Regions from separate parts of the Homo sapiens genome. Here regions 2 and 3 are each linked to region 1. The links are chromatin loops, found by intact Hi-C in ENCODE. Cell type or tissue: A673. All regions are shown on one strand. Each heading gives the region's core, and the rest is flanking DNA. Links, peaks and the distances in the headings are about the cores only. Region 1 overlaps DCPS (decapping enzyme, scavenger). Region 2 overlaps ST3GAL4 (ST3 beta-galactoside alpha-2,3-sialyltransferase 4). Region 3 overlaps KIRREL3 (kirre like nephrin family adhesion molecule 3).

Region 1 (8,696 bases), core at 3,646-8,645:
AAAGAAACAGACGTAGAATACAGAAAACATCTAACTCACAGAAGTTGCAAAAGGAAGTCTCAGATTGAGACCTGAACAACTTGCTTAAAGAATCACCTGTCCAGATTGGAGAAGCAGGAAAGAGCTTTCTGGAAACAATGTTACCAGCAAGGAAGGAAATATGATGTAATACAAGGGTGTCCAATCTTTTGGCTTCCCTGGGTCACACTGGAAGAAGAACTGTCTTGGGCCTTACATGAAATATACTAACACTAACAATAACTGATGAGCTGAAAAAAAAAAAAAGAAATCACGGAAAAAATCTCATGTTTTAAGAAAGTTTATACATTTGTGTCGGGCCGCATTCAAAGCTGTCCTGGGCTGCGGGTTGGACAAGCTTGATGTAATGGATTATCACACTGGATAATTTCAAGAGCAGAGTAAAGGTACATTATTCCTTTAACCACAATGAAAAAAGAGGCAACTAAAAACTCCATGAAAAAGTAAAAGCTAATAAAACAGTGGTTCAAATATGAAACAAACTAAAAAGCAGCATGATTTGAAGGACTGTTGGAATGCAAGAAAAGAGAATCCACTCGACCTGGACATCAAAAGCACTCTCCAGCCAGGCGTGGTGACTCACATCTGTAATCCCAGCACTTTGAAAGGGTGAGGTGGGCAGATCACTTGAGGTCAGGAGTTTGAGATAGCCTGGCCAACATGATGAAACCCTGTCTCTACTAAAAATACAAAAATTGGCCTGGTGTGGTGGCAGGCACCCGTAATCCCAGCTACTCGGGAGGCTGAGGCAGGAGAATCGCTTCAACCCGGGAGGTGGAGGTTGCAATGAGCTGAGAGGTACCACTGTATTCCAGTCTGGACAACAGACTGAGACTGTCTCAAAGAGAAAATAAAGCAATCTCCTTTGAGTGGCATGGAGATGATACACTGGGCAGGTGGAGGAAAAACTAGAAACTTAGCACTCTGGTTGAGCATGCATATTAATATGGCCTCAATCATGTAAATACTCCTTAATGGTTTTACTGGTTTTCTTTTCTCTTTTTATTTTTTTTTAAGAGACAGGGTTTTGCTCTGCCACCCAGGTTGGAGTGCAGCGGCATAATCATAGTTCACTGCAGCCTTGACCTCCTGAGCTCAAGCAATCCTCCAACTTCAGCCTCCTGAGTAGCTGGAACTACAGGCACATACCACCACACCCATCTAATTTTTGTATTTTTAGTAGAGAAAGGGTTTCACCATGTTGGCCAGGCTGGTCTCGAACTCCTGACCTCAAATGATCCACCTGCCTCGGCCTCCCAAAGTGCTGGAATTACAGGCATGAGCTACTGCACCCAGCCCAGAAATATTCTTTTTATTTTTTTTAATTCTTATTTTAGGTTAAAGGGTACATGTACAGCTTTGTTTACAGGTAAATTGTCTCGCAGGGGTTTGGCATAGAGACTATTTCATCACCCAGGTAATAAGCATAATACCTGATAGGGAGTTTTTTGATCCTCTTACTCCTCCAACCCTCCACCCTCAAGTGGGCATTTAGGTTGATTCCATGTCTTTGCTATCATGAATAGCTCTACAATGAACATATGTGTGCATGTGTCTTTACGGTAGAGCAATTTTTTTAAATTTTTTTATTTTTTTATTTCAATAGGTTTTTGGGGAACAGGTAGGAACTTACGTGAATAAGTTCTTTAGTGGTGATTTCTGAGATTTTGATGCACACATCACCTGAGCAGTGTACATTGTACCTAATGTATAACCTTTTATCCCTCACCACTCCCCACCCTTTCCTCTAAGTCCCATGTATCATTCTTATGCCTTTTCATCCTGATAGCTTAGCTCCCACATATGAGTGAGAACATACAATGTTTGGTTTTCCATTACTGAGTTATTTCACTTAGAATAATAGTCTCCAATTCCATCCAGGTTGCTGCAAATGCCATTATTTCATTCCTTTTTATGGCTGAGTAGTATTCCATGGTATGATATATACCACATTTTCTTTATCCACTTGTTGATTGATGGACATTTGGGTGGGTTCCATATTTTTGCAATCGCAAGTTGTGCTGCTATAAACATGTATGTGCAAATATCTTTTTCATATAATGACTTATTTTCCTCTGGGTAGATACCTAGTAGTGGGATTGCCGGATCAAATGGTAGATCTACTTTTAGTTCTTTAAGGAATTTCCACACTGTTTCCCGTAATGGTTGTACTACTTTCCATTCTCACCAACAGTGTAGAAGTGTTCCCTTTTCACTGCATCCACACCAACATCTAGACTGAATAAAGAAATGTGGTACATATACACCATGGAATACTATACAGCCATAAGAAAGAGTGAGATCATGTCGTTTGCTGCAACATGGATGGAGCTGGAGGCCATTATCCTAAGCCAACTAAGGCAGGAACAGAAAACCAAATATGTGTGTTCTTACTTATACGTGGGAGCTAAACGTTGAGGACATACGGACACAAAGAAGAGAACAACAATCATTGGGGAGAAAAGCGGCTGGCCCAGCCATCCCCACACCCCAAAGAAGGGGAAGCCTGCAGAAATGAAAGTCCACAAATGCCTAAAACCCAGAAGTAGGAGGCTGAAACCAAATACCTTCACTTTGAGAACTGTGACTGAAAACCACACTTCAGAATGAGGATGCAGCCCTTGAAATTCATGGGACGATCTTTCTAGTCCATCTAAGGACCTGCCAATTTGTCTTACCTTTCAACTGGGAAATACATTATACATATAAAACACAGGTGTGTATGTATATAAAATATGTACCACTTAAAAACCTAAGTAAAATAAAAAGAATACATATGCTCAGAACACACAATCCAAGAAACAGAATATAACCAGAAATTTTAACATTCTCTCTGTCCTGCCACACCCCGACCAAGGATAATCACCTCCCTGATTTGGGGGTTAATCATTTCCTTTTTGTCCTCATAGTCTTATTACACATGTATGCATCCCTAGGCAGTATATTGTTCAGTTCTGCTTGTTTTTCAACTTTGTACCATTTTAATCGCACCATGTGTATTCTGTGTCATGCTTTTCTTGCCCTACATGGTGAGATTTATCCTTCATTGATACAGGCAGCTGTAGTTCATTTTCACTGCTGTAGCTAGGCACTGTAGGACTATACCTCGGTTTATCTACCTACTCTACTGTTATTTGATTGTTTCTAGTTTGTTCTATCATTAACAATGCTACCAAGCAAACTCTTCTGAGAATGACTTGTCTTTTAAAATGCTCCTTCCAAACAAGTCCTCACCCCTCCCTCAGGAGGTCCGGGTTTTGCCTCTGCAAATAGCACAGGGCGGAAAACCCTGGCCTGTGGCTACAGTACCGGGAGTTCCCTGCAACCAGAGAAACGATTCCCAGGATCCCACCCCTCTGCTCCCCGCCCTGGCCTCACTCACAAATGCCTGTCTCCTCTTCTGAACTTGAGATTTCACCTCCTGGTTTACACGGGGAAACAATTGGCCTTTGAAGAGGCAGCCTGGATTTCTGAGCCACACCTCTCTCCCTGCTATCTCCCCCTTCTTCCCCAGGTAAAGGAGAACAGACCGCAATAAAGGGCTCCATTGACAGGCCGCAGGGTGACAGCTATGGCAGAAAGGAGATGCAGGCCCTGCCCAGCCTGGAGGGTCAGAGGAAGCTCTCAGGTGCCAGCCTTCGGGCCATTAGCTCCTCACATGTGCCACACAGCAACAGGAAGAAGAAAGGAAACCTACCCATGGGCAGAGCCAGTCACTTTTCCATGTTATATATATTATTCCATTTAAAGCTCACATAAATTGAAAGGTGGAAAAAAATAAGAGGCAACACCATAATTACACTTATTGGATACAGACCATATGACAGCTACTGTGCCACGTGCTCTATACACCTTCTCTTAATGGGTCCTAATCCAGGACAGTGGCCATGAAGTCAATTTAGGGGATTAAGACCAGCATTTTAAAAAAGGAAACCAGCTGGGCGTGGTGGCTCACTCCTGTAATCCCAGCACTCTGAGCAGCCAAAGCGGGCGGATCACCCGAGATCAGGAGTTTGAGACCAGCCTGGCCAACGTGGTGAAAACCCATCTCTATTAAAAATACAAAAAAATTAGCTGGGTGTGGTGGCGGGTGCCTGTAGTCCCAGCTACTCAGGAGGCTGAGGCAGGAGAATGGCTTGAACCCGGGAGGTGGAGGTTGCAGTGAGCCGAGATCGCACCACTGCACTCCAGCCTGGGTGACAGAGAGAGATTCTGCCCCAAAAATAAATAAATAATTTTAAAAATTAAAAAATAAAAAAGGAAACCAATAAGGCTGAAACTAGATAGGAAATACTACAGAGTATGCCATAGCGGATGGGTAAGCATTGTTTAAAGTTTCACTTCTGGCCAGATGCGGTGGCTCACGCCTGTACTCTCAGCACTCTGGGAGGCCGAGGCAGGTGGATCACCTGAGGTCAGGAGTCCGAGACTAGCCTGGCCAATGTGGTGAAACCCCATCTCTACTAAAAACACAAAAATTAGCCAGGCATGGTGGAGGATGCCTGTAATCCCAGCTACTCGGGAGGCTGAGGCTGGAGAATCACTCGAACCCGGGAGGCAGGGGTTGCAGTAAGCCAATATCGCGCCATTGCACTCTAGCCTGGATGACAAGAGCAAAACTCCGTCTCAAAAACAAACTAACTAACTAACTCAATAAATAAAGTTTCATTTCTATTCATGTCTATTAGTCCATGTGTAATAGACCATAATGTGAAACATATCTCTCACTGCGGGCAGTGGCTAAAGTTGTGAAAACTTCCTTATGTGTTTCATAACCTACCCACTGAGGTAAGTTCAGTTTCTAACCTAATTTAACAGAAAATAACTGAAGCTACTTCCCCAACTTCATCTGTAGTACACACCCCTGCCACCATCCCACCCCATCACTCCTGACATAACAGCCTCATTTCTGTTCTTCTTTCCATCCCCAGAACACGTGCTATTCCTCAGCCCAGAGTGTTCTCCCCTCTTTGCACAGCTGGCTTCTTCCCATCTTTCAGGCCTCAGCCTGGGTGTCAGCTCCACTGCAGAGAGCCCTCCTAGAGCCCTGGTCTGAGTAGGCTCTCTCCTGCTCATGGCCACTCAGACATCTGCTTCCTTGTTTGCTGTCTGCCTTCCCCACTAGAACTGCAAAGACAGGGAGACATCGGTTATCTTCACCAACACAGACCTTGCTTCTACTAGAGTAGCTGGCACATAGCAGACACTTCACATTTGTTAAATGAATAAAGAAATGTCCCAGGTCCTCATGGTTAGCAAATGGCAAAGCCAGGATTCGCACCCAGGTCTGCCTGACGTGAGGCTTGTTCTCAGCACTGGCACTGTGCTAAAACTCAGAAACAGCATGTTGCTGCCCCAGTGCATGCCATGAGAAAGCATGAGTGCCCCAGCATGACTAACTCCTAAAGCCCATGCTCTCTCCATTATGTCGTTGGGATGGACATTGCAGCTGGAAGGATGAGTGGCTCACACGAGCAGCCTCTTGCAGTCAGCTGAGAACGTGGAGGGGATAAACGAATGAGGAGACTGCAAAACCTCCAGACTTGAAGAGGAAAAGAAAGTTGCCAGTGACCAGAGGAATACCAGAAAAAAATCAGCTGAGCCCATGATTTCTACTGTGGCCAGCTCAGAAATGAGGGGTGGGGGCTCCCCTAGGCAAACAGTATTCTAGGAAGGAGGTCTAAAGAAGCAGCCAGAGACAGCAGAAAAACTCAAAGGCACAACCATGCAGGGGGACAGAGGGCTGAGGCTGCAGGAACTGCACATTCAGGGCCCTCGGGGTGGGCAGCATTGAGTTGACTCCAAGGCTGGGACTGGAGAGGGAGGTCCCAGGCTCTGACTTAGCTGGCCTTCCCACAGAGGGGACAGCTGGAGTGGGCCACAGGACTATTTTGGCAATGCTGCCACCTTGTGGCTGTGGAATGCCCAGCCCACAGGAAAACAAATCTACACATAGGTCAGTTTGTGGGTTCATTCTTCACTTATTGAAAGCACCTAATATGGGCGACATGGCTCCAACCTTCGAGGACCTCACCCCTTATATCCAGGCAGTGACCAAACTCTCCTCTTTTCACCACTATGTCCCCACCCCTGACCCCAAACAAGACTGTGAGGGCAAGGATGGTATCTTACTCATCTCTGAAGCTACGGTACGCGGCATAGGGCCTGGCACATGAGACTAATAACAGCAGCTACTACTTAGTATTGTGCTCAGTGCTTTTAAGTACATTAGCGCATCGGATTCTTGAATTGCACCTATGAGACCTCCAAATGGAGATGTCAAGGAGGGCTTTATTTCAATATGAGCCCGGAGTTCTTGGAGAGGTCAAGGATGGAGAAATAAAGGTGGGCGTCGCCGGCATACAGATGGTGTTTTTTTAAAGACCAGTGCCTCTCAAAGTTTTACGTGCATATGGCTCACCAGGGAGTTGTGCTAAAATGCAGACTCCAGTGATTCTGTAGTCTGAAATGGGGAGGAGATTCTGTTTTACCAGACTCCCAGGTGGTGCGAATACTGCTGGTTCACAAACCACACTTTGAGTGGTAAAAATCTGGAACAGAGGTTAACAAACTATGGCCAGCTGGACCTCTATTTGTACAATCAGCAAACCAAGAGTGATATTTTCATTTTCACAGGGGTTGAGAAAAAGAAGAAGGAAGGAGAAGGCAGAAAAGGCAGAAGAAGAAGGGGTTGGGAAGGAAGATGGGAGGAAAAGAAGAAGAGGAGACAGAGACCATTTGTGCCTCACAAGGCCTAAAATATTGACTCTTTGGTTTTTGACAGAAAAAGTTTGACAATCCTGACCTCAAATATCACCCAGGGAAAAGCTATGCAGCTAAACAAGGGAGCAACCGGGCCCTGAAGCAAACCGCTGCGACTTCCAAATCCCCATCCCTAGTTTTGGTAGGAAAAGCAGGAGCGAAAGGCACCGCATGTACAGTCGGCCCTCCGTATTGTGGGTTCCATATCTGTGGATTCAACCAAATGAAGAATAAAAATACTTAAAAAAAGAAGGACATTGCGTCTGTATTGAATACGTACAGACTTTTCTTGTCATTATTACCTAAAAAACATGGTATAATAACTATTTACATAGCATTTACATTGTAGCAGGCAGGAGATGTGCTTAGGGTACATGCAAATACTACACCATTTTATATCAGGGACTTGAGCATCCACAGATTTTAGTATCCAAGGAGAGTCCTGGAACCAATCCCCAGTGGATACTGAGGGATGACTTATATACCAAGAAGGCAGGAAGGCCAGGGGCAGCGGCTCATGCCTGTAACTGTAATCCCAGCACTTTGGATCACCTGAGATCAGGAGTTCGAGACCAGCCTGGCCAACATGGTGAAACCCCATCTCTATTAAAAATACAAAAATTAGCTGGGCGTGGTGGTGTGTGCCTGTAAATCCCAGCTACTCGGGAGGCTGAGGCAGGAAAACCACTTGAACCTGGGAGGCGGAGGTTGCAGTGAGCCAAGAACGTGCCATTGCACTCCAGTCTGGGTGACAAGAGCAAAACTCCATCTCAAAAAAAAAAAAAAAAAGGGGCAGGAAAAGAAAAGATGAACTAACATCTGAGGCTCCCAGGTGGGTGGGGGTGGCCCTGGAGACACCTGGGGTTCTGAGTGGGAACAAGGACTTGTGGTGGGCCAATAACCCACTGCCTCTTTCAGTGCTTATCTTGGGAAAAACAATAGAAACAGAAAGGGCGAGCAGGGACTACCTCCACTTGTGTGCAATGCCACAGAAGGACTGGGAAAATAAAAAGGACAGCCTGTGAATTCCACAGGGTTCATCTGTCGGGCAGAACCTTCTGAATTTTGGCCAAGGGTGGGGAGGGTGGGTAGAGGGATTTCGGAAGGTGAGGGAAAGGGTGTGGCAGTAAAATAATAGCCCCTAGAGCCTGCAATGCAGGGGGCCACCCCAAGTTGTGTTTGGCCACGGTGCCTTCTGTCATTCTTCTGCCGCCCTGTGCTGAGGAATACATTTGCTTAAACGTCACTGCCTGAGAAAGGAAATACAGCTGTCCATTTCCATCAACTTGCACCAATTAATCTGGCTTTTGCTCAATGGAAGACAAGGCTGTTTTGCATTAAGTCATGAAAGGTTTGCTTGTCTCACCATGAAGTGTTCACATATTTCCAAAGGACAACAATAGCACCCTTTCATGGAGGGCAGAAAAGAATATCTATCAAAAGACTGTGGGGCAAGATATCTGCAAAGCCAGACCGCTCTTAAATGCTGGAGGGCAAACAAGAAGACAGAAGGATATGACAAAGTCACCATGTGCTGTAAAACAAATTCCAGAATTTGCTGGTTGGAAGGAATCTTTAAGGTCAACCAGTCTCACTCATGTTTCCAACAAAGCTGCCTACAAAATCTAACCATCTTGAGAAAAAATGCACATGTCACACCTGGCTTTTGGCATGGAATATTCTTTTTAATAAATTAAGAAATGCTTGCAATGAAAAACAAATCTCTGCCTTTTAACCCACGAGTTCTTGCCCTTCTCTCCCATCCCCCTTGATCTCACTAGTTGTCTCTCCCACCAGAAAGTAGGTTCCTTCAGGGAAGTGACTGATTTTTGCAGCACCAGACACACTGGCCGGCCCACAGAATGAGTATGGTGAGCAAGACCCCAGTCTACTGA
Region 2 (10,350 bases), core at 5,351-10,350, 110 kb before region 1:
GCTTTCATGAAACTGCGGTCCACTCTCTGGTCTCTCTGTGGGCTCTACCCCTCGCTGACCAGAAGCTCTACCTACCCCTGTGCCTGTGCTCCCATACAGCCCTGGGGAGAAGGGGATGACGTCTTCCCAGCACTGAGCTGCCCCAGAAACCCCGGCTCCCCACTGCTGCTCATAGCCCATACCCTGGAGGCTGACAAGCCAGAAATGGCCTTGGCTAAAGGAGCCTCTCTCTCACCAGGCTGGCCGGGAGCCCACCCCCAATTTGTTTGGTGTTTTGTGTCCATACTCTTGCAGTTCTGTCCTTGGACTTGATGCCGCTGAACTCTGCGGTGGGACCGGTCCGGTCAGAGCCTGGTGTACTGGGGGGAGGGAGGGAGGAGGGAGCCTGTGCTGACGGAGCACCTCGCCGGGTGTGCCCCTCCTGGGCTGTGTGACCCCAGCCTCCCCACCCACCTCCTGCTTTGTGTACTCCTCCCCTCCCCCTCAGCACAATCGGAGTTCATATAAGAAGTGCGGGAGCTTCTCTGGTCAGGGTTCTCTGAACACTTATGGAGAGAGTGCTTCCTGGGAAGTGTGGCGTTTGAAGGGGCTGGAGGGCAGGTCTTTAAGATGGCGAGACTGCCCTTCTCAGCTGATAAACACAAGAACGGCGATCCTGTCTTCAGTAAGGCTCCACGAGAAGAGAGGAAGTATATCTACACCTCAACCCTCCTAGTCACCACCTGAAATAAATGTTAGGGACACTACTCCAACATGTTTGTTCTGTTCTTTTGTTCCTACAAAGCCACAGGAAGAACCCAAGAGCTCATAGAATGCGTTGGGAACCCAAGGTTCTCTGCCCTCCTTTGATTCAATCTTCCTAGACAATAAAGGCAGTTGATAGCTCTGATTGTGGTGGCAATTAAACCTACAGGCTGACTCCTCTCCCCTGTGGGTGGATTCAATCCAGAGGACGTGTGGGACTCACCAGCCACCTGACTCAGCCAAATATAGCTCAGAGGCAGAGTGGTCACACTAGATACTGGCCAGGCCATTCTGGACCCTTCCTCTCAGCAATATTCTGAAGGCAAAGTTCCCTCCTCTAGAGGTTCAGAGAACAAGACCCGCTGGAAAGAGTCTAGACCACCAGGCACCCTAACATTTTAATATACAACTCAAATAGTGTTCTAAGAAGGGCCTCGCTTGTGGGTAAGTTTGATGTGGTCATGGCAGATGGGGTGGATAAACAGGGGCAAGTTAGAGTGCTCGTTGAGGGAGTGGGATTCAAATGGAACTTTAAAGAACCCAAATTGTCCCTAAGGTGGCTTGGAGGTTCCTTGTCAGTTTTAAACCTTTCTTCTCCAACCTTCCCTGGTAGTTCTTACCCATCATGGGAACCTTCATCACACCAGTTTGTGCTTCTTTCCAGACACTGATTCCTTGGATGGTCCCAATCCACAGATTCTATACACAGCCTACACAGCTCCTCCACTCAGAGGAATTTTCTGCTTCGATCATATTTCCAAGTGCTTCGAAATTTCCCAGAAACCTGGCTATCTTCCTTTGTAGCCCCTAAGCCTGAGGGAGTAAAAACTGATCAGAAATGTTAAGTGTATGTCCACAGCCCACATTCTGCTGCTGGTACCATGCTGGCCTAGCATAGACATCAGGATGCTGGCCCCTGCCCTCTCTAGGTTAATCTCAGCAAGCTTGCTTGCTTTCTTTCCATATATGTTTTCCATTGGCTAACAGAGAATAAGGATCCAAGACCATATGCACAATGCCTTGGTGTGCTGGAATAAGGAAAAGATGACTTTAGAGGATCTGTTCATTTACTTCTCTTATTTCTCTTGGTCTTCCCACCTTGGATATGCGTAGACCATTTACCTCCTAGTCCTCAGCACAGCTGACCCTGCCCCTTGCTCCTGCTACACACACACACACACACACACACACACACACACACACACAGAGTGTGCACTAATAGGGTGGAGGTGCCCATTCTTCCATTCTTTCCTGGAAACCAAAATTATAAACGAGAAGAATGGGGAAGAAATATGTTCTATAAAATAAGCCCTTTGTCCTGTCCCTCGGCACACCCAGGGTAAGAATATGGACTGAGCAGAGCGCACCGGGGCAGCTGCAAACACTAGGCTGCACGGTGCCCAACCCTCTTAGCACTGTCCAATGCCCAATGCAGCAAAGAATAGCCCAAGGGATAGGAGGTCACAAGGATGATCTTTGTGAGAGACAAGAGCATGGAGGGAAAAAATGAGGGGGATCTGGAGGACTCTGGGGCATTGAGAAGCCTGAACTGAGCTGAGTACATCCCTCAGCTGTCTCCAGCACTATCTATTTCTCACAAATGAGTGGGGGTGCAGAAAAGCTGGTGAAGGGAGGTGCTGAAAAACAAAGGCAGTGGGAAGCCCCGAATTCCCCCATAGGTGATTTCACATTAAATAAAATGAGTGCTCTACATTTGTAATCTTATTTAATGCTCACAATTCTACGAAGTATCACCATTTTACAGATGTGGGTTGAGGCTTAAAGAAGCCAGAAAACTTGCCCAGCGTCAAGCGCTAACGAGTGACAAACATGAGCTTTATACACACATTCATCCTAGAATGTCGCTGGAAGTGGCTGATGGTAAAGGCCATCTGCTAGCATGCGCTCTGGGGCAGGCCGGGCGAGGACAAGCACAGCTCCATTAGGAAGGCAAGACTGTGCTAGCATGCGCTCTGGGGCAGGCCGGGCGAGGACAAGCACAGCTCCATTAGGAAGGCAAGACTGGCGTCCTCCACCCTAAGTCCCCAAATGACCCGGAAAGACCACAAAGCCCTGGGAAACAAAGCTCTTCTGTGTATCAAATCACCCCCACCTCTACCAAGGACGGCAGCCAGTCTTCCGATAGCTTTAAACTTCATTACTGGCTCAGAGTCACTGGACGGAGGCCCAGTCTCTAATTCTCAGGTTCAAGATCAGTCGGCCAAGGCCAGGGTTATTTCCACCACCTCTTCCACTTTCAGGGAATAGGAAGTACTTTCACGTGAAGAGCAAAAATGTCACATCAAATCCATTTCTGACGAAGCCTTTTTGAACAAATTCTATAAAGCAAGAGGCCATGAAGCCGATTTTAAGTTTCCAGAATGGAAAGGAGCCAGGGAAATGAAAACAAACATGGTGCAGTCCTTGGGAGATTTCTTAGAACAAGAGAAAGGAGTCAACCAAAATTCCATTTCTCACTTCCTGGTTGGAGAGGAGTATGTGCTGCTTGGGTCATTTGCTATTATGGAATCAGAACCGAAGGCACAAGGTACATACACACACACACACACACACACACACACACACACGTTTGATTAGTTCTTCCCAGGTATTATGTGTGCGGTTTGTCCTGGCACCAGAAAAAAAAAAAAAAAAAGACAAAAGGGAGTCTTGAGATTAGTTTCTTCTCTGGGAGCTTTCTCTATAAAACACACTTTTTATTGAAATAAAAATATAAAAATGTAAATAAAGACTATCTTAATTTGCAAATAGATTTTTATTTTAAATGCTCCTTGGTGTGCACATCTAAAGAAACAAACACTTAGATGTAGACCAATGACAACTAAATCTTAAATTTCACTTCCCCTTTCAAAACGGCTTTTGAAAATCTCTTATCTAAGTTGTTCTTAGGAACTGTAACCACATACCAGCAATTTGCAGCTTTCAAATCAAAATTAGCAGCAGTCTCTGGGAGTCACTGATAAAGAGCTCATTCACTGATAGCCGCCTCTCATTTCCAGTGAGCCTCCAACCATCCTTTCCCCAACTCCTTATGTTTCAGTGTTCCTAACCAGGTCATAAACTGAGAAAAATTTTAAAAAATTTAAAAGCTCCTCTTCTTTCTAGAAATAAGGAATTGTTTTCCTGGCCAAGTCCATGTTTGCCGCAAAACCATTAATTCTTTCCCTCTCTAACCGCCATTCTTCCTTGGCCCTCCTCCCGTCCTCGCTAACAGCAAGTTCTTTGACATACACTGAAAGCTTTCATTACTACAAGCCCTATAAGTCTTCCTACTCCCACAGCCTCCATCTTTAAAAGGCCTTCTGTGAATATACACCATTCACAAGATACGTCATCAAATTGTCATCTACATCCCTGGTTATATTTATGCCTCTGCCAATATCTGCCTGCCACTCCATGTTCCCAGTGCTTTTCTCGGAAACAGTCCACTTAGCCCACCCACGGGGCTGAGACAGCCTCATCCCCTGAGTAGAGAGCTTCCTTGAGTTCCCTGATTGGAGAATACCAGACAAGAAATAGCATTTCTTTCCGCTGTTCCTTAACCTTACGGCCCTTGGCAATATCTTGGAATGCTGAAAACATTCAAAAAATGGTTCTTTGTAACTGTCTTCTTTATGGTGAATCTAAACTATTAATGCTCAAAAAGAAGGCTAGTGAGGTCTCAGGGAGTCCAGATGTTCCTGGAAATAACTGGAGTTTAACTAAATGGAGCTTATCTGAAATCTATACCCAGTTATGCAAGAGAAAAAGTACTATTCTGGATAGAAGCTGAATATAGGAAGGGATTCATCCCTCTGAAGATCACTTTCTTTTTTTTTTTTTTTTTTTTTTTTTTTGAGACAGACTCTCGCCCTATTGCCCAGGCTGGAGTGCAATGGCACGATCTCGTCTCACTGCAACCTCCACTTCCCGGGTTCAAACGATTCTCCTGCCTCAGCCTCCCGAGTAGCTGGGATTACAGGTGCCCACCACCATGGCCAGTTAATTTTTTTGTATTTTTAGTAGAGATGGGGGTTTCACCATGCTGGCCAGGCTGGTCTCGAACTCCTGACCTCAGGTGATCCACTCGCCTTGGCCTCCCAAAGTGCTGGGATTACAGGTGTGAGCCACTGGCCCCGGCCTGAAGATCACTTTCTATGAGACAAAGTCCAGGTGGACTAAGTTCAAGTTACCACTTTCACCTCCTTTGCAAGGAAAATAAAGGGCCAGGCTCTGCTGCCCAAGGACTAGGAAGTACATTTGTGACATTAATGGGCATTGCACTTCAGAGAAATACTAAAAGAAGAAGGCAAGTAGAGATAAAGTGATGCAGACAAGGATTTAAGCAGAATTTTCAGATAAGAGCTTCCTATTTGACTTTTAACAGAAATTAAAAGTTTATCTAGCTCTCCTGCCATGCAAGGGCTCCATCAGTGCAACATAAATTCACTGAGAAAAAGAGCACAGACCTGAAGGCTATCTCCAACCAGACTCCACCAGCTCCATGCTTAGTAAGAAGAGAAACGGGGAGACACTCCTTAAGTGTGAAAGTTGGTGATCTGTGTAAATAGTGTTTTGGGAAGACTCAGAATGATAGATGGCTCTGGACTAGCTCAGTTCAGCAATTCCAACTCCAATCCCCTAGGGTTGTTTCAACATCTGAGCCTGCTCTCATTCTCTCCACCCAACACCACTCTCCCAGCCTTCCAAGGCTCTTGAGAGGAAGCTATGTCTCTGTTCAGGTGGTGTGTGTTTAAATTGTTACCTTTCCCTGGGAACCCAAAATGGGGCAAAAAACAGCACCCGCCTCCCAAAGTTCATTTTTCCCTGAAAAATTCTTGCCAAGCCCTGTTGTAATAACCCTCTTAGCACTGGGGTCTCTCCCACCTGCTTCACACCATCTGCAGTCCCTTTAAGTGAAGAAGTGGAGCCTTCCCATACATTTGAGCTTCTCAAAAATCTGTCATCTAATGAGACTCAAGGTTCATCTCTTCTTATTTATTGGGCACAGGATCCCAAAAATCTCTAACAAGAGAGATAAACTCAATGAGATTGAACTGGACAGGAAAACCAGCTATAACTACAGACAGACACACACCCACACGCACACCACGCGCATACCCCTCCTTAAACTTTTAAGTCAGAAAGGTCTGATTTCTTGGAACCACATCTAGTACAGAATTATGGGAATGTTGGAAACTAACAGTTTTCCGAAGCTATAATGAAGACTTCAAAAAGGTTGGAGAGATTAGAATAGAGCTGACAAACTCAGGTTATACTTCTCAACCTTTGTTTAGGAATCTACTGTGGCATGCTAGGTACCATTGAAATGGATAATGTCTCCCAAGAAATCTCTTTCCCCAAGAATCCCTAAAGGTGTCCGACTTCAACTTGAAAACCGCTAATAGCCGAGCGCGGTGGCTCACGCCCGTAATCCCAACACTTTGGGAGGCCGAGGCAGGTGGATCACCTGAGGTCAGGAGTTTGAGACCAGCCTGGTCAACATGATGAAACCCCATCTCTACTAAAAATACAAAAATTAGCTGGGCGTGGTGGCAGGCGCCTGTAATCCCAGCTACTCGGGAGGCTGAGGCAGGAGAATCCATTGAACCCGGGGGTCGGAGGTTGCAGTGAACTGAGATCCTGCCATTGTACTCTTGCCTGGGTGACAAGAGTGAAACTCTGTCTCAAAAAAAAAAAAAAAAGAAAGAAAGAAAAAGAAAACCACCAATATAAAGCAGTTTAAACACTATTCATCGTTTGATTATGCAAAGCCTGTGTTGCAGTCATTTCACTGATGTCTTACCTTCCCCTACCTACCTTGTGGGTGATTTGAAGACAAAGACTTTTCTGTAACCAGCCATGTTACTCACTACCTGGCCAAGTATTTGGCCCTACAAATGTACCTAACCTGTTTCATACCCTCTGGCATTTTCCACGATGCAAGGCAGCTTTCCAATTAATATTGATATCATACTTTACACTCTACAAAATGTTTTTATGATCATTTTCCCATTAGGTCTTTAAAACCTCATTGTGAGAGAGACATGCATGATCACTGCTTTGCAGATGGAGAAGCAGAGGTTTACTCGGCTAAACGACAGAGCAGGGAGTTGAACTCACGGTCCAACTGTCCCTATTTGGTGTGCATCGCACCTTACTGTCTCCCACAAAAACCTGTTCCAAGCTCAAACTCCTCGTAGGCTAGGCAGCCTCTGGAGGAAAGCAACGGAATGCATTTGTGTCCTTGGAAAATGTAAATAAAATCCTTGGCATCCAAAATTAAGGCACACCATGTGATGTGAACACAGAGTAACATTTATAAGTGTTCCCGCACTAGAGACCTTGACTCTTATCCTGCCCAGCAAGGTGACGAAGCGGGGAGTCCCTTCTCTCCTCCGGGCCTCAGTTTCCCCTCTGTGGACTTCCAGGATCTAAATTCGATGGGACAGAGCTCTTCCACTCCCTCGCAACCTAAGGCAGTTTCACCCCAGCCTCTGCGATGAACCCAAAGCAGGTGGCATGACCGAGGCCCAGCGAGAGTTCGGAGGGGCGCGGCCCCCTAGTCCGCCCAGCCTCCCCTGAGCCGTCGCCAAGCCTTGAGCCGCTTGCCAGGGAGGGGCCGGCCTCGCCTGAGGCGGGGCGCCGGGGCCAGCATCCCGAAAAGCGCGGGGAGGAGGCCGTCAACCTGGACGAAGCGCGACAGGCCCTGCGAGATTCCGGGCGGGTTCCCACGGCCGCGAGGGTCGGCGCGGCGCCCATGCGGACAACGCTTGCACGGCCCTGACGCCAGGGCGGGGCGAGCTACATCAGTAGCTCCTCCCTCCCCTGCCCTGCCCGCCCCTCCGGAGAGGAAACTGCGCGTGCGCCTAATTGACGCCGCTGAAGGACACTGGGGCTTAGCGCAGGCTTTACACGCAGGCCGTAGAGTCAAGAGGCCCGTGCGATGATCCTGCTGTCCCCAGCAGCCTGGGTGAGACCCAGGAATCTCTATTCCCAAGTCTCCCTAGGTAATTCTGAGACAAGCGGTTCTCCTTAGCTGGACCCACCCTTTTGTTGCAGAGAAATGACTGGCCCACGTTCTTACAGAAAAAGGCGACAGAGGCTGGTGGAGAACCCAGATCTCCTGACTTGCCCTCAAGCACGTGCCCTACTGTGCTCTTTCCCCTCCTCATTTCCAGGGTATGGTTTAATCAGTCCCAGGCAGGCTGGCAGGCAGTTCATTCCCGTTGGTTGGGCTAATTGAAGACTGAAAGTCCCTTTCCCAGAAAACCAAAGAACCCCATCCAACAGCCCCACATCAAAGCCCCATTCTCAGCTCCGACCCTTGGCCAGTATTGCCTCAATCTGCGTAGGATGTTGGGCACCCTGGAGAAAGCTATCCCCACCCCCCCAAGCAAACAATGGTCTATTTGGGTATACACACACCCCGCATTCACAGTCTTCTCAGTATGTGAGCAGGAAGGACTGTCCGCACACAGAATCACAAACAACCCACCAAGAATGTAAAATGCTCCCATATCTACATGTGTGCGTGTGTGGAGTTTAGACGGGTCTGACCCACCCCTGTGTGCCGGATTCTAGCTTGAGTTTAGGCACGTTCAGTAACAGGCAGTGGCCTCAGTCCAGGCCAGCTGGATCATGTATGCAGACAGCCATTCTCAATGGCCCCGGATGGGAAAACGGACACTCCCTTGCATCTCCACATGAGCGGCAGCTGGGGACGCATCGGGGTGAGCAGAGTTGAGATCCCCACACGCTCACAACCCCTGCTGTCTGCAAGCTCGCTCCCCAGGACACAGCCTTCAAGACAAAGTTTGCCCGTGTGGAGGGGAGTGGGCTTGGGGCTGCAGATGCTGGGGCTCTACTCGCTCTCAGAACCCCCCTCTCCCCTGGCAAAGCAGCCAGGCTGCTGAGAGAGCAGCCCTTCTGTTCCCTGGGAGGGTCCTTGGGGCCATTCTGGGGGATGAAGTGGGTGTCCACAAGGCCATTCCAACGCTCTGTGGAGAACCATGTCATCTTCCTCTGTTCCTCCCAAACTGCTGCCCCTCTTTATCTGTCCTGTCCCAGCCTGGCTTGTCTCAAAACCTCAAGGCCGCAACTCTTTCCGAGAAAGCCAGGAATACAGCTGCCAGTTCCATTCCCCAAGTGGGGAGTTCCAACTCTCCCTCCTGGCTCCAGATGTAAAGGAACAGCTGTGGGGTGGCAGGAAGCCCAGTTGGCAGCTAAGCAGGATCTGGGAAGATGGAGAACGAAGGCGGGAGAGACAGGCAAACGGCAGGATTGTTAGGATGCTAAAGACCTAGGAAAGAAGCCGTTTCATCCCCTGGCCCAGCAACTGGCTGTTAGGCCTTGCCAAATCCCTTCCACACTGCCCTCCAGGCCTGCCCATCCCATCCTGGCAGCCTGGGCCGCTGGCAAGACCTTCCATAAACTCCATTTTCTGGTTCCCACTTAATCTGAGAAGGGAAACTTGGCTTTCTTTGTCTGACCCCACCCCTGTCCTTAAAACACATACCTCCCAAGCATGAGATTTGGGTAACTGAAGAATGGTGGGGAAGAGAGGAAGGAAGGTGGGAGAGGACTCTGGCACTCTCGTCTGGCATCCTCCAGCCCCTCCCTCCTCTGGGCAGTAACCCAGGGTGCCGGGTGCCAGGCTGGGTGCCTGCAGACGGGTGCTGTGAGCACCACTCACTCTCCTGCTATGCCAGGGTGATAATGCATGACCGGGCACCCAACACTGGACTCAATAAGTCATTATTTCCTGAGTGACCATGCCCTGCTCTGGTCTAACAAGCCTGCCCACTGCCACACCCTGTCCCATGCCTTCCCCCACCTGAAAGGACACAGGACATCACAACTGCTTCCGTTTTAGGAAAAATAGTTTAATGGTAGGTTTGTAACCTCTTTTCTAGATGAGGTCCCCTTCTCGGTGGAACCCCCACACCAGTGCTCTTCCCATGCCTGCTGGGAGGTAGCAGCCCCTCTCTGGAGGGCACCCACCCATTCCCAATGCCCCTGCCCTCCTGGGAGGCCAGTGCCGTGTCTAGGCCTTGGTGGGGCCATCGCTGTAAGTTTTTATAAAAAGTGGGCAGAATTCTCTACTGGCCTCTTTCCTGGATGTGTGGGACCAGCCCACAGCACCTTCCTACCCCTTAATTAAATAGCCCATTAAATAATCTCTTGGTGCTGGCAGAGAGGGGGTGCCACAGCAACGAGCCCCCTGCCCTGGCCGGGCTCCCACGGCTCCAGCGCCCCCACCCTGACTGGATCTCGGCTCCATAAGAGCAGCCAGGGGCATGGCCTCATCTCAGACCTGGCCAGGCCCAGAACTCCCTCCCCAAGAGGGGGTGAGTCCAAGTGGGTCATACTGGCACCAGCCACCCCCACAGCCACGCATGGGGGTCACCCAGACAGCAGAGTAGGCAACCGACAGGCTACAGCTCTTGCCCAGGTCAGAAGGACGTGAGGTTCTTGATAGCTCCCATCTCCAGCATCCGCTTAATGGCCAGGGCCTCTTGGGAGACATTATGGCCTGACCCCTGTGGAGACAGCCAAGGAAATAAACTGAGGGACTCCCAGGGACCTCTCTGTCCCCAGGAAAGT
Region 3 (10,974 bases), core at 3,187-8,186, 260 kb before region 1:
CAAGATTGTGCCACTGCACTCCAGCCTGGGTGACAGAGCAAGACTCTGCCTCAAAAAAAAAAAATGACTTGGCTCCCTCTTTTAAGGACCTCACAATTCAAGGAGACAGACAGGCGAACAGAAAAACATCACGCAGAGGTGGAGAGAGGCAGGGGGTCATGAGAGCAGAGAGGGTGGTTGGGCACATTGCTTACCAGCAGTGGTAACCTGGAAGCATTGTCCAGATCCAGGTGCAACTCTAGATACAAATGCCATCCAACCTCAATGCTCCCCACTCTAGGGCCACAGGTGGTGCATTTGCCTCCTTTGTACCCTGCCCTGTTTTTTCTGCCCCTTTTCTCACTCTCTGTCTCCCCAGTTCTCCTCTTCCACTGGCTTCTTGCATGAACCCGGACCCCATTTGCTCATGAGAGAAGTTATTCGTTAAATTAGAGAGTGGTTCCTGGGGACACTGAGCACTCTGCAGAGAAAAGGCACAGTAGAAATCTAATAAGTAAATCAGAGGGCTAAAAGCTCAGACAACAAGCAGGAGGATTTAGGAAATGAGGAGCTACAGTCTCAGGTACCCGAGGAAGTCATAACTGACAGAGCAGCTTGCACCCCTTGGCCCTGGATGCAATTTAAGAAATTGGATTTTATACTCACCTGCGTTTGGGAACTAACTACCCTCCCACATGATAAATCCTAAGGCTCTTGGTGGAACTCCCTGGGGCCCGCACCAGCGTCATCTGTTTTAGACGACCCGTTCATCCTCCAGGATCATCAATGGCTGGCAGGAAGGGAGGACCTCTCCGAGACATTGGTGAGCTCTGGTGCAAAGACCTTTCTTGGCCATGGCTTCTCGGAGGCAGCACACGGACAGAGCACGGGCTTTGGGTTTGATCGAGGTCTGGTTCTGTTGCTGTGTGGCCTCAAACAGTTGTCTCGCCTTGCTGGTCCTCAGTGTCTTCATAAGTCACATGGAGACAAAGTCCCATCTCTAGGCATGGTGAGGATAAGTGAGAGAGTGTGTGAAAAGTATTTTGCAGGGTAGATACTTGCTGACAGATGGTCAATACGTGATGGCTTATTTTCACCTTGGAATCAGTAAGTCCAGCCTAGGTGTGGTAGGAGAGCCTGGAACTTTTACATCTCCAGGGACAGGGGACAGTCATTGAGACAGAAGGAGCAGGACTGGTGCTGAGTCAGAAGTCCAGAAGCCTGTTGGTCAGGAAGTTTGCCATACCCATTGCGAGAACTCTCCATGGGTGTGAGGCGGATTCTGAGTCCCTCCCCCAGGACCTGAGCAGACAGCCTGTGTACATGCATACACGCTCACCCACGTGCCCCACATGCTGTCACACATTCATGATACTTACTGTTCACAATGTGTCCACCCACAGGGACACGCCACACCCCAAGTTCTCACCCCGTCCCCACCTATGTGCACAATCCACACTCCCGCTCTTATTAGCAGGTAGGCACGGAGTCACGTTCATGTGGAAGTTCACGCCAAGACCAAGATCATCCCTTTTCTTTCCTAGCGTGTGAACCAAGGATCTCTTCCAATGAATTCCCATTTTGCCCTCCTCTTTCTTTGTGAGATACTGAGGAAGGACCAGGGAATGAAGCCAGAGTCTTGCATTTGCAGAGAAGCTGGAGGGGAGAGGGAGGGAGCATTTCCTGGGCTGCAAGCATCCCAGGACCGAAACATCCTAAGGGTTGTTTATTTTGGAAAAGAAAAGATTGTCTGTTAAACTTCTCAGTAGTTGGGTGGAAGAGGGATTAGTCTCATTCTGTGTTGCCTCACAGTGCAAATTTGGGACTAATGAGGCAAAGTTGCAAGGCTGTAGGGAATATTTAAGCTCAACATAGAAGAACTCTAAAATTATTTAAACTCTCCAAAAATGAAAACCACAGCTTCCAAAGTAATGAGCTCCCTGTCTTTAGAACGATCCAAGGGAAACCAGTGTGACTACTTCTCCAAGGTGCTAAAGGGGGAATCCTTTAGCACTGGGTGTGAGAATGGCACTGATTAACCTCAAAAACACTTTTTGTTCGAAGAATCTAGAACTGGGCAGTTTCACACAGCTTCTCACTCAGCTATTCTCTCTGAAGGTAAGGATGACGTCTAGACCAGAGAAAGGACGGTTAGTGTCTTTTTTTTTTTTAATTGAGACAGAGTCTTACTCTGTTGCCTAGGCTGGAGTGCAGTGGCACAATCTCAGCTCACTGCAACCTCCGCTTCCCGGGTTCAAGCCATTCTTCTGCCTCAGCCTCCCGAATAGCTGGGGTTACAGGCACCTGCCACCACGCCCCGCTAATCTTTTTTTTTTTTTTTTTTGTATTTTTAGTAGAGACAGGGTTTCGCCACATTGGCCAGGCTGGTCTCGATCTCCTGACCTCAGGTGATCCACCTGCCTCGGCCTCCCAAAGTGCTGGGATTACAAGCATAAGCCACTGTACCAGGCCAGCGGTTAGTTTCTAGGATGCTGGTTGCCAGCTAGGACCCCCTCCCCACTCTGAGTTATCAGACCCAAATTTGTCCAACAGATGCCCTGGACCTTTTTCCCAGAGACCTGGTATTCCCTGGGTTTTGTCTCTGCCCCCACCCATCGACCTGACCTGAGCGCAGAAGTCCTGATACTGAATTTGTTTCAGGTGACATTTTGATGAATTCAGACCCAAACTCACTCAGCTTATTGATCCTAGAGAAAATGTTCATCCTTTAAAGACCACCAAACTGCATACTTAATCCATGTGCCACACACCGGGTCGATAGGAAACGCGGCTAAGACAAACATTTTGCTGAGCCCTTTATTGAAAGAGAGCTCTGTGACATTCTATTTCTCTCTTCCTTCCACGTGGACTGAGCACCCCATCCCCCACCCAGAGGTTGAGTGGCAGCAGCGAAGGCACGGGTCTTCAGTTATGGGAGCCCTTGAGCCTCTCTCAGCCTCAGTTTTCTCATATGAGAAGCACAGGAAGCAACAACTCCCTCCCCAGTTACAGTGTGGACTAAATGGCATAACTGTGTGTGTGTAAAGTGCCCAGCAGATAGCAGCATCTCAGTAAAGGCTCATCTCTTGTCCTTCCTTCTGCATTCCAGTAGGGAGAGCCTCATTTGTGGCTCAGGAATCCCTTGCTCCTCAGCTGATTAAAAAGGACCCTCTCAGTGTGCATCAAAAATCTAAGTGCCTGAGAAGAAAGGAAGCAAATTAATGAACTCATACATGCACGTGCACCCACATTCAAACCAACTGGTGGTACCAAGCACCAGCCATGCAAGGCCAAGCTGTGGTGGGTGGCACACTGCCAGCCTGAGAGAGGGTTTGGTGACAGCATTTTGAAGATGGAGATGCTGAGGTCCAGGGATGTTTAATAATTTGCCCAAACCCACATGAAACTTCCTACCTCTAAATTACGTGTAAGGGAAAGGAACTACATAGAAGCTGTCTAAAATGGAAGCTTGGGAAGGCAAAAATTCTTCTCTGTCTTGTTCATCACAATATCCATAACAGCCAGAACTGACACAGAGTGAGCTCTCCTTGAATGAATGAATGAATGAATGAGAATGAATGAATGAAATTAGAATAAACTCAAAGATAAAAACCTGAATGACTGGAAGGTTAACTACATAAAGCTGACCCATACCTGAGGCTGACTTATAGTTCTGTAAAAGGAAGGACAAATGAAGGTAGGAGGAAGTCCCATTCTCAAACCAGCAGAGATCTCAGACCTCAGCCCTCATCTTGGCCCCCAGAATTTTGAAGGGACACACAGTGCTAAATCAAATATTAATCTGTTGAACATTAGAGTAGATCATCCCTGTCTGTGGAGTTACTCGTCACATACACATGTGCACTGAGTGCCTACTATGTGCCTGGCTCTGAGCCAGGTTCTAGAGATTAATAGAGATGGTTCCCACCTCACAGTCTGGGAGGGTTGGAGCAAAAATTCAAAACCGTGGTCGCATCTATAAGGGAGTCTCATAGCAAAGGTATGAATGAATGAAGAGGTATGAATAAGGCAGTTGGCGGGGGGTGGTGTCCAGAGGAGGGGATGCCCATCTGCAAGGGTAGGGGTGGAGAAGGCCACACACAGAGGAGATTCTTGGGGGCTCTTGAACTATGAATGAAATGTGATGCTTGAGAGGGGTGTGAGAATCCCTGATAGAAGGAACAGCGGCCCCAGGACAGCCACCAGGCAGCCCCTTCCTCTGAGAGCTGAACAAAGCTGTTCCTTGAGCTGCTGTGGGTATTAACTCCAACAACATAGCAGTCTCTATTCAAGCTACAGAACTGGATTCCTCAGGCTAATCTTAGAGTATCTTATTATTTTCCTGACTTTTAGCATACCCCTGTACTTTCTAATAATATATTATATTTATAAGTAAGTACCATTTATAGGGGCTTACAATGTGTCCGGCCTTGGTTCCATACATTTAGACAGGGTTTAGGAACACAACTCTCTTTACCCTTCCCTCCCAGTATTGTACATACATTATCTCCAGTCCTTATTGCAGCCCAAGACCTCTCCATTGTACACATTGAGGAGACTGAAGGTGGATATCTCTGATCAAGAGCTAAGAGGTGGTTGTGACACCCACACTACTGTGAGAAGGCCCCAGGGCTGTGGGATCAATGGTCCAACCTTCCTAGGCTGGCTTCTCTTGGCCTCAGGAGCCAAGAGAGAACCTGCCCCGACTGTCCAAAGCTTCAAGCCAGGGTAGCATAGAACTTCCTACTCCCCGGGCTTCTTAGCTTAAGCCTCTTTTTTTTAAACCAGGCTCCCTCACTGTGTCCTCTGGCCAGAGAACTTTCTCCAGATGAACAAGAAGTATAAATTCTCCTGCAGTTCAGGCCCTGGGCCACCGGCCTCCTCCACATTGCCATAACCACCCTCTGTGGACTGACAGAGCCTGAGTCAAGAACCCCAGTGGTTCATAGGGGTAAATAGGTCCCAGAGACACACTGATCCCCACCTCCCATGTGCACCGAAAACCTTGTAAGCATGATTGTTCCAGAATAGACCCAGGAATTGCCAGTGTGGACCCAGGTATTTTCTCGTACTATTCATTCCTATTCCAAGAAGTATTAAGCAGCTCATCAATAAACAAATGAATGGGTTGGCAGGAGTAGGTAGGCAAGGGTGGAAGTGGTTCATAAGCAGCATTTTCTTTTCAAGGGAGATTTAAGTCTAAGGAGCCATCTCAAGTCTGGAATTCCTTCCCTTTCTCCAAATGCGTGCACACATGTAAGCACACACTATCCCAGCCACCCTCGTCCTTTGCTCTGGTGGGGCTGCTAGATTGGATAACCCCAAAAGGGGTCACTTCTCTGGGGCTCAGCTATTGACGTGCAGGGTCTGTGCAGTCCTTGGCATGCTAATAGTAGCAATCTGCCTCCCACTGGGCTGGCCTCGTGGTAAATAAACTTTCATGTTCTTATTGAGTGATGGCTGGTGGCTCAGAATCGCTCCCCTGGACCTGTTTGAGGTTGATTCCATACTCAAAGCCATCATGCTCTCCTTTGCCCACTCACTGCTGAAAGGTTATCATTAAAGAGAAGAAAAGAGCTTTGATTTTTGTTGCTGGGCCACCAGCTTGGATATGGGGCTCTGAAGGAGGTGGGGGAGTTTGGTTTTACCCCAAGCGTTGTGGTCAAATCCTAGCCCTGCCATTAGCAGCAGGGTGATTTTGAGCAAGGGAGGTTGTGGAACCTCTCTCATCCTCAGTGTCCTCCATAAATGTTTAGGGTTAAAGAAGAACATGTATTTACTTCTTCAACTGCAAAGCTCTGCAGGTGTGTTAGTTGCCAATAATACTCAGTTAACCTGGTTTCCACATTCCGCAACCGATGTTCTAGTCCCTCAGAATGAAGCCCCTTGTCTGGGGCCTGTAAGGGGCTTCCATGGAGCTTTCTGGAATGTGTGGACTTTCCATAAAGTATCTCTGACAAGAATAGAATGGGTAGAATCAGGAGCAGGGTCCAGACCATGACTGGCAGGCAGACAAAACTTCCCCTGCAATCTTGACCTTAACCCTGTCCCAGCGATATCCCCCCAGCAAGAGGTCCCCCCGCGGATCTGCTGCCACCCTGTGGTCTCTGTTATTCCTTTCCTCTCTTGACCTGAAGTGGGAGAGACTGCATTTGAGCTTTCTTGTTTTTGAAGACAAAAGAAACATTGGGCTAGGGCCTCCATCTAGCTCTCTGGATAGCTAGATAAATAATTACTAAATAAATAAATAAATGAAAATAAACAAAGCCTCCAATGAGTTTGAATTGCTGCCGTGCTGAGAGGTAACTGGCAGATTCAATTTAATTATAGGATACAGCGTCGTAATGGGGTATGTAAGGCTCAAGGAGGATTTCAGTAATGGGAGGACAGCGGGGTTCCCTGCCTTTTCCGCTGGGTCCTCTCCTAACCCCACCGCCTACTTTCCCTCCTTGCTGTGTGGGCTGGGGTGGGTGGGGGAAGCGGGTAGCTGCCTGGGCTTGGCTCTGCTGTTGGGGAGATCTCACCAGTTCCTCATCCTCTGCTCCTCACCAGCCTCAGCTCCCAAGGTGGCCCAAGTTACAATGCCCTAGAGGACAGTCCTCTCTGCGGAAACGTGTGAGGGAGGAGAGACAGCAAGGAGAGCTGGAGAGCCCTCCCTCCTTCCACCCCAGTGAAGGTGCGCAGCATTCCTGGGTGAACAGGACCCACCCCGCGAGGCAACGCATGCCCACTGGACTGTGAACCAGGCAGCTGTGACTGTGACTTGGCTGGGGGCAAGGACGTGCTGTCCCCTGGCCTCCCTCCTGTGCCGCTTTTCCACCCAGAATGTGGAGGGGGCATTCCCAGCCCACTGGACCTTAGCCCACACATCTCCACCCCTAAAAACCCTGCACTCCCCACTCGCAGGACATTTTGTTCTTCTCTCTGCCCCCTTCCCTTGTGCCAAGTGAGAGCAGACATCTCCCCCTACCCCTACTCATTCGGCAGCATGTGAGGGGCTTGAGGGCAGGGGCTGGACATGACTGCCTGACTCCAGTGATCAATTCTTTAAAGTCAGCGTGTGGCCCTGCTAGGACCCTCTTCAGTTAATCCTCAGTGATCAGAGTTTTATGTGGGCCATAAATAGGTGACAAGAAGGTTTGTAAGCCCATCACTAAATAGCAGCCCCGCCCCTGCTGCCTGCACACCCTGAGTAGGCAGGCATTCTCCACGCTTCCCCACCTCACCCCACCTCCCTGCCTCTCCAGTCCCTGAGAAAGGGGCTCTCCAGGAGCCTCACTCCCACAAGGGCTTCTCAGTGCTCCTGACCACCTGACAGTGATGCCTGTGACTCCATCAGCAGCACCTGCTTGGCGGGGGGGGGGTCCCCTCTTCCCACTGGGGTCTCTGCTGGTCAGCTGGGCTGTGTGCATGACATTGGGACCACATCCTGGAAGAAGGGCACAGCAAGCCTGGGCTCTGGAACCAAATGGGCCTGGGTTCTAATCCTGGGTCGTCCATTTCCCAGTTGTGTGACTTTAGGAAAATTGCTTGGCTTCCCTGAGCCTCACCTGTACAGCAAAGCTAATAATCCACACATTCACTAATCTGGGCAAAGACTAATTTCACAAATCAGTCTTGTATGTATAACCTGTTATTGGGCCTCTGGCTTTGCAAAGATCTTGGCCTCAAGAGAACTGTAGGGGCTGGGGAAGGGAATACTTGGAGGCAGGCTGGGACTTTGCCTGCCTCCTTATTGCCTTCAGTCTTAGTCTTTTGGGAACTCTTGGTCCTTCTAGAAATAAGGAAAGCAGAAATGCCTTTTCCTGCCTGGCCTCCCAGCCATGATGGACTGAATGGACCAGGCTGAGCCTCCCCAGGGGTAGGACACATAGCTGTCGAGCATCTGGCCCCATTCAAACACTAGTCACGACTTCCAACTTTCTGTTAGGAAAAGTCTAACAGCCCTCAGGCATATGGCTTTTGGCAGCCCCTGTTCCTCACAGGGTGTGTGGAAGACAGACTGGAGGACAGGAATGGCCTTCATGATCCTATTTCTCTGTTCCCCCACCTAGCAAGTAACTCATTGGAATTAGATACGTTAAATCAGAGACGGGCTGAGGCATCCTTGCACATGGGATAAAACTGTTTCCCGTAAAATTCTTTAACCAACATTATTTAACATCCCCCCGCCCCACCCCTCTCACAAACGGATTATACTGGAAGTCCAAAGAATCTCATTCATGATTAGCTTTACTAACCTCAGCACTTACTAGCAATGTGACCTTGGGGAAGTTTTGTAACCTTTTGGATCCTCGGTTTCCCTTCTGTCAAATAGGAATAATAACAGCACTTACCTTATAGAGTTTTGATGAGGAATAAAGAAGGTAAGGCATGCAAAGTGCTCAGCCCAGAGACTAATGAAGCATAAGCAATCAGCACATGGCAGCTTTCATTGTGATGGTGAACTACATGAGCCTGGTCCCAGGTGGCAGACACTTGGTGATGCTGGCCAAGGGAGAGGGGCAAGGCTGGGCTGCACCCAGCCCCCAAAGATAGTAACCAGTGTCCCACTTTCAGTGTACAGAGGAGTGGGGTGAGCTCTGCCAACCTTGGGTCCCATGTTGATGGCCAAGTGCCCCAGAGAAAGCTGATGGCTGTGTCAGAATTCCAGGCAATTCATCAGTTGGGAGAAAGATCCCAGGCAGTGTCTGAGGGTAGGGGAGGAACCCAGCCCTCCAAGGAGAGAAAGATGATAAGAGCTAGGCAAGGTATCAAAAAGCCAGCCCAAAGGGCTGAGACTCCGAATTGGTTGGGAGTCGAATCTCACAGAGAATGGAGACAGAGCATGGCACGACGCACCAACAAGCACCAACATGGAGGTGTACGGCAAGCCTCACCATTTGCCAGCTGTGGGACTCAGGACAAACTCCTCACTCCTCTAAAGTGTCAATCTCTCGCTAAATAACAACAAGGAGAATAACACCTGTGATCATAAAGGTGTTGTGAGGGTGAAACGAGATGAGAAAAGTTAAATGTCCCTTGCAGCTCAGCAAATGACTGCTGTCTTTTTTCCCACCTGAGATGTACAGACTTAAGCCAGTGAGCAGAGATTTGGAGAAGCCGAAGGATAGATGACCACATGGGCATGTAGATTTCCTGCAGGCACACAGGATCTGAGACATAGCAGCACAGATAATTCTAGACCCCACAGCTGGTGGTGAGGAGTTGCTGATAATGCCTGCCTTGGCCGCATGGGGGATAGAGCTATGCCAGCCAAATAATGGCATGGCTGGAGCAGGCTGGAGAAGGCAGGGCTGGCAAAGGGTTATCCCAGTGTTAGGCACTGCCACTGCTTACCAAGCTGTAAGGTGCTGATCGGCACGTGATCAGCAGGTGTGTGAGGGAGGCTTGCTGCCTGCTGGAGCTGGTGAGATGGGCTGGCGGGTCACAACAAGTTTTTGGAATTATCACAAATGATTGTCAACTCTTCCTAACTGACAATAACTTGACATGAAATGTTATAGAACTCATTATTTCAAAAACGTAATTTAAGACCACAGCTGTTTCAGATTCCTCTTATATGAATTTAATTGGTATGTAATAGCATAGTTAATTAAATACAAATCAATAGTTTAAAACAACTAATTGATAATATGAATGGGGAAAAACTTAGTTCTAGTATAATTAACTCATATGAAATAAGCAATGAAGAAGCAATTATGTCTTTACAACAACGTAAAGTTTATAGTTATTTAGTAAACTTAGAATTAGCAAGCAATGAGATCCAAAAATTATAAAACAGGTATTATTGGGCTAATTAAACATTTATCACTCGTCCTGGAGGTCCAGGGCCAGGCACTAGTCAGGATTAATATACCTTTGCTACTCCACTCTTCAGTCCTCTTTATGATAGAGGTTGATCAGAAAATTATGATCTTTGCATGATGTATGGGCATTATTATTGCCTGGGATATGAGTAATTATGCTGAAAATAGGAGTAGGCAGAACCGATGCAGAAAGCAGTTTAGCAGAATCAAAGTGAAAACTTTCCAAACAGAAGACCCCATCATTCTGCAATCAGAATGGCATCGCTGGGCAGAATGGCTACTGATGGCTATTGATAGACAAAAACCAATGAGAGGGCCATTGGTAGACATCCAAAACTAAGACAAAACTAGGGACAATCTCCAGCTTTCAAGGCCTTTTGCAAGGACCTCCCTCACCATCCCACAGCCTGAAGCTGTCTTTTCCTCCTGGGGACTCCTGCAGTAAGAATTGCCATTCATGCAGAAATAACTTGCGTGCTGCCTCAAGACTTTCTTTACCGAACTATTACCTGTCTCTGACTTTTAGTTACCTTTTCTTAAGTATATGTCTTGTATAGCCAACTGGATTATAGTATCTTTGGGCTAGGAAGTTTGCCTACTATTTTTTTCTCTTGCACATAGTGCCCAGCACTTAGTGGCCTCTTTGCGAGTGTCTGTGCCTTGGACTTTACACCAGTCACATTTATTAATGTGTCCTGGTTCCAGAGGGGTAGGATTAATGCTTGTAGCAGAGTCTACCCACAGGATCCAACTGCTGTTTCCCCCAACAAAATGTTTACCCTCTGAGGTCAACGCAACTGGTTAAAAATATTTCTTCAGCCTAGAACTCCTTCTCACATGATCATCCAAGTCCTCTTCACTTTAGAACCTTGTCACCTCGAACACAGTAAGTCCAGAAATGTACCATTATCACCTGTGACTTAATAGGCTTCCTTTGTCATCACCCTACTCTGATACAGACATGTCTCTTTGTCCATTATATCCCACAAAAGACACTGGGGTCATCCTTGCCCTCTTCCTCTGCTTGACCCACTCTGTCACTTAGCACCACTGTCTCTTCTTGGAATGTCTCTGATTCATCATTTCCTCTCCATTCCCAAGCTCTCTGGTTCCTTGGCCTCTCCCATGACAGCCACCTGGCTGGTCTTCCTGACTGGCCTCACATTTCCAGTCCATGTCACTGTTG

Evidence for each region. Peaks named below come from ENCODE experiments on the same cell type or tissue, not always from the same donor. Only the 100,000 strongest peaks of a DNase experiment are listed, where the experiment ranks them.
Region 2: a loop joins it to region 1, with 4 times the contacts of the local background. A loop is called at or near these places in 53 of 110 quality-filtered maps.
Region 3: a loop joins it to region 1, with 2.5 times the contacts of the local background. A loop is called at or near these places in 5 of 110 quality-filtered maps.

Annotation. Positions count from the first base shown.
Region 1 is chr11:126,307,919-126,316,614 of GRCh38, reverse strand. All of the region lies in intron 2 of DCPS (decapping enzyme, scavenger), which reads right to left. Among named protein-coding and RNA genes, the nearest start is that of TIRAP-AS1, 7.9 kb to the right of the region's middle. RefSeq lists a silencer at 596-801 and an enhancer at 5,128-5,197. In A673, for the core only: CTCF peaks have their summits at 5,761 and 5,966 (motif pointing left); a DNase peak (open chromatin) is centred at 5,914; H3K27ac peaks cover 345 bases.
Region 2 is chr11:126,413,897-126,424,246 of GRCh38, reverse strand. It overlaps ST3GAL4 (ST3 beta-galactoside alpha-2,3-sialyltransferase 4), which reads right to left. Exons shown (of 11, transcript NM_001254757.2): 11 at 9,609-10,286. The coding sequence ends at 10,200. KIRREL3 (kirre like nephrin family adhesion molecule 3) reads left to right here. Exons shown (of 17, transcript NM_032531.4): 17 at 1-889. Among named protein-coding and RNA genes, the nearest start is that of ST3GAL4, 63 kb to the right of the region's middle. RefSeq lists silencers at 7,293-7,462, 7,563-7,692 and an enhancer at 7,459-7,753. In A673, for the core only: no CTCF peak of the experiment used is centred there; a DNase peak (open chromatin) is centred at 7,576; H3K4me3 peaks cover 619 bases; H3K27ac peaks cover 872 bases.
Region 3 is chr11:126,568,942-126,579,915 of GRCh38, reverse strand. All of the region lies in intron 1 of KIRREL3 (kirre like nephrin family adhesion molecule 3), which reads left to right. All of the region lies in intron 1 of KIRREL3-AS1 (KIRREL3 antisense RNA 1), which reads right to left. Among named protein-coding and RNA genes, the nearest start is that of KIRREL3-AS1, 31 kb to the right of the region's middle. In A673, for the core only: a CTCF peak has its summit at 6,062 (motif pointing left); no DNase peak of the experiment used is centred there.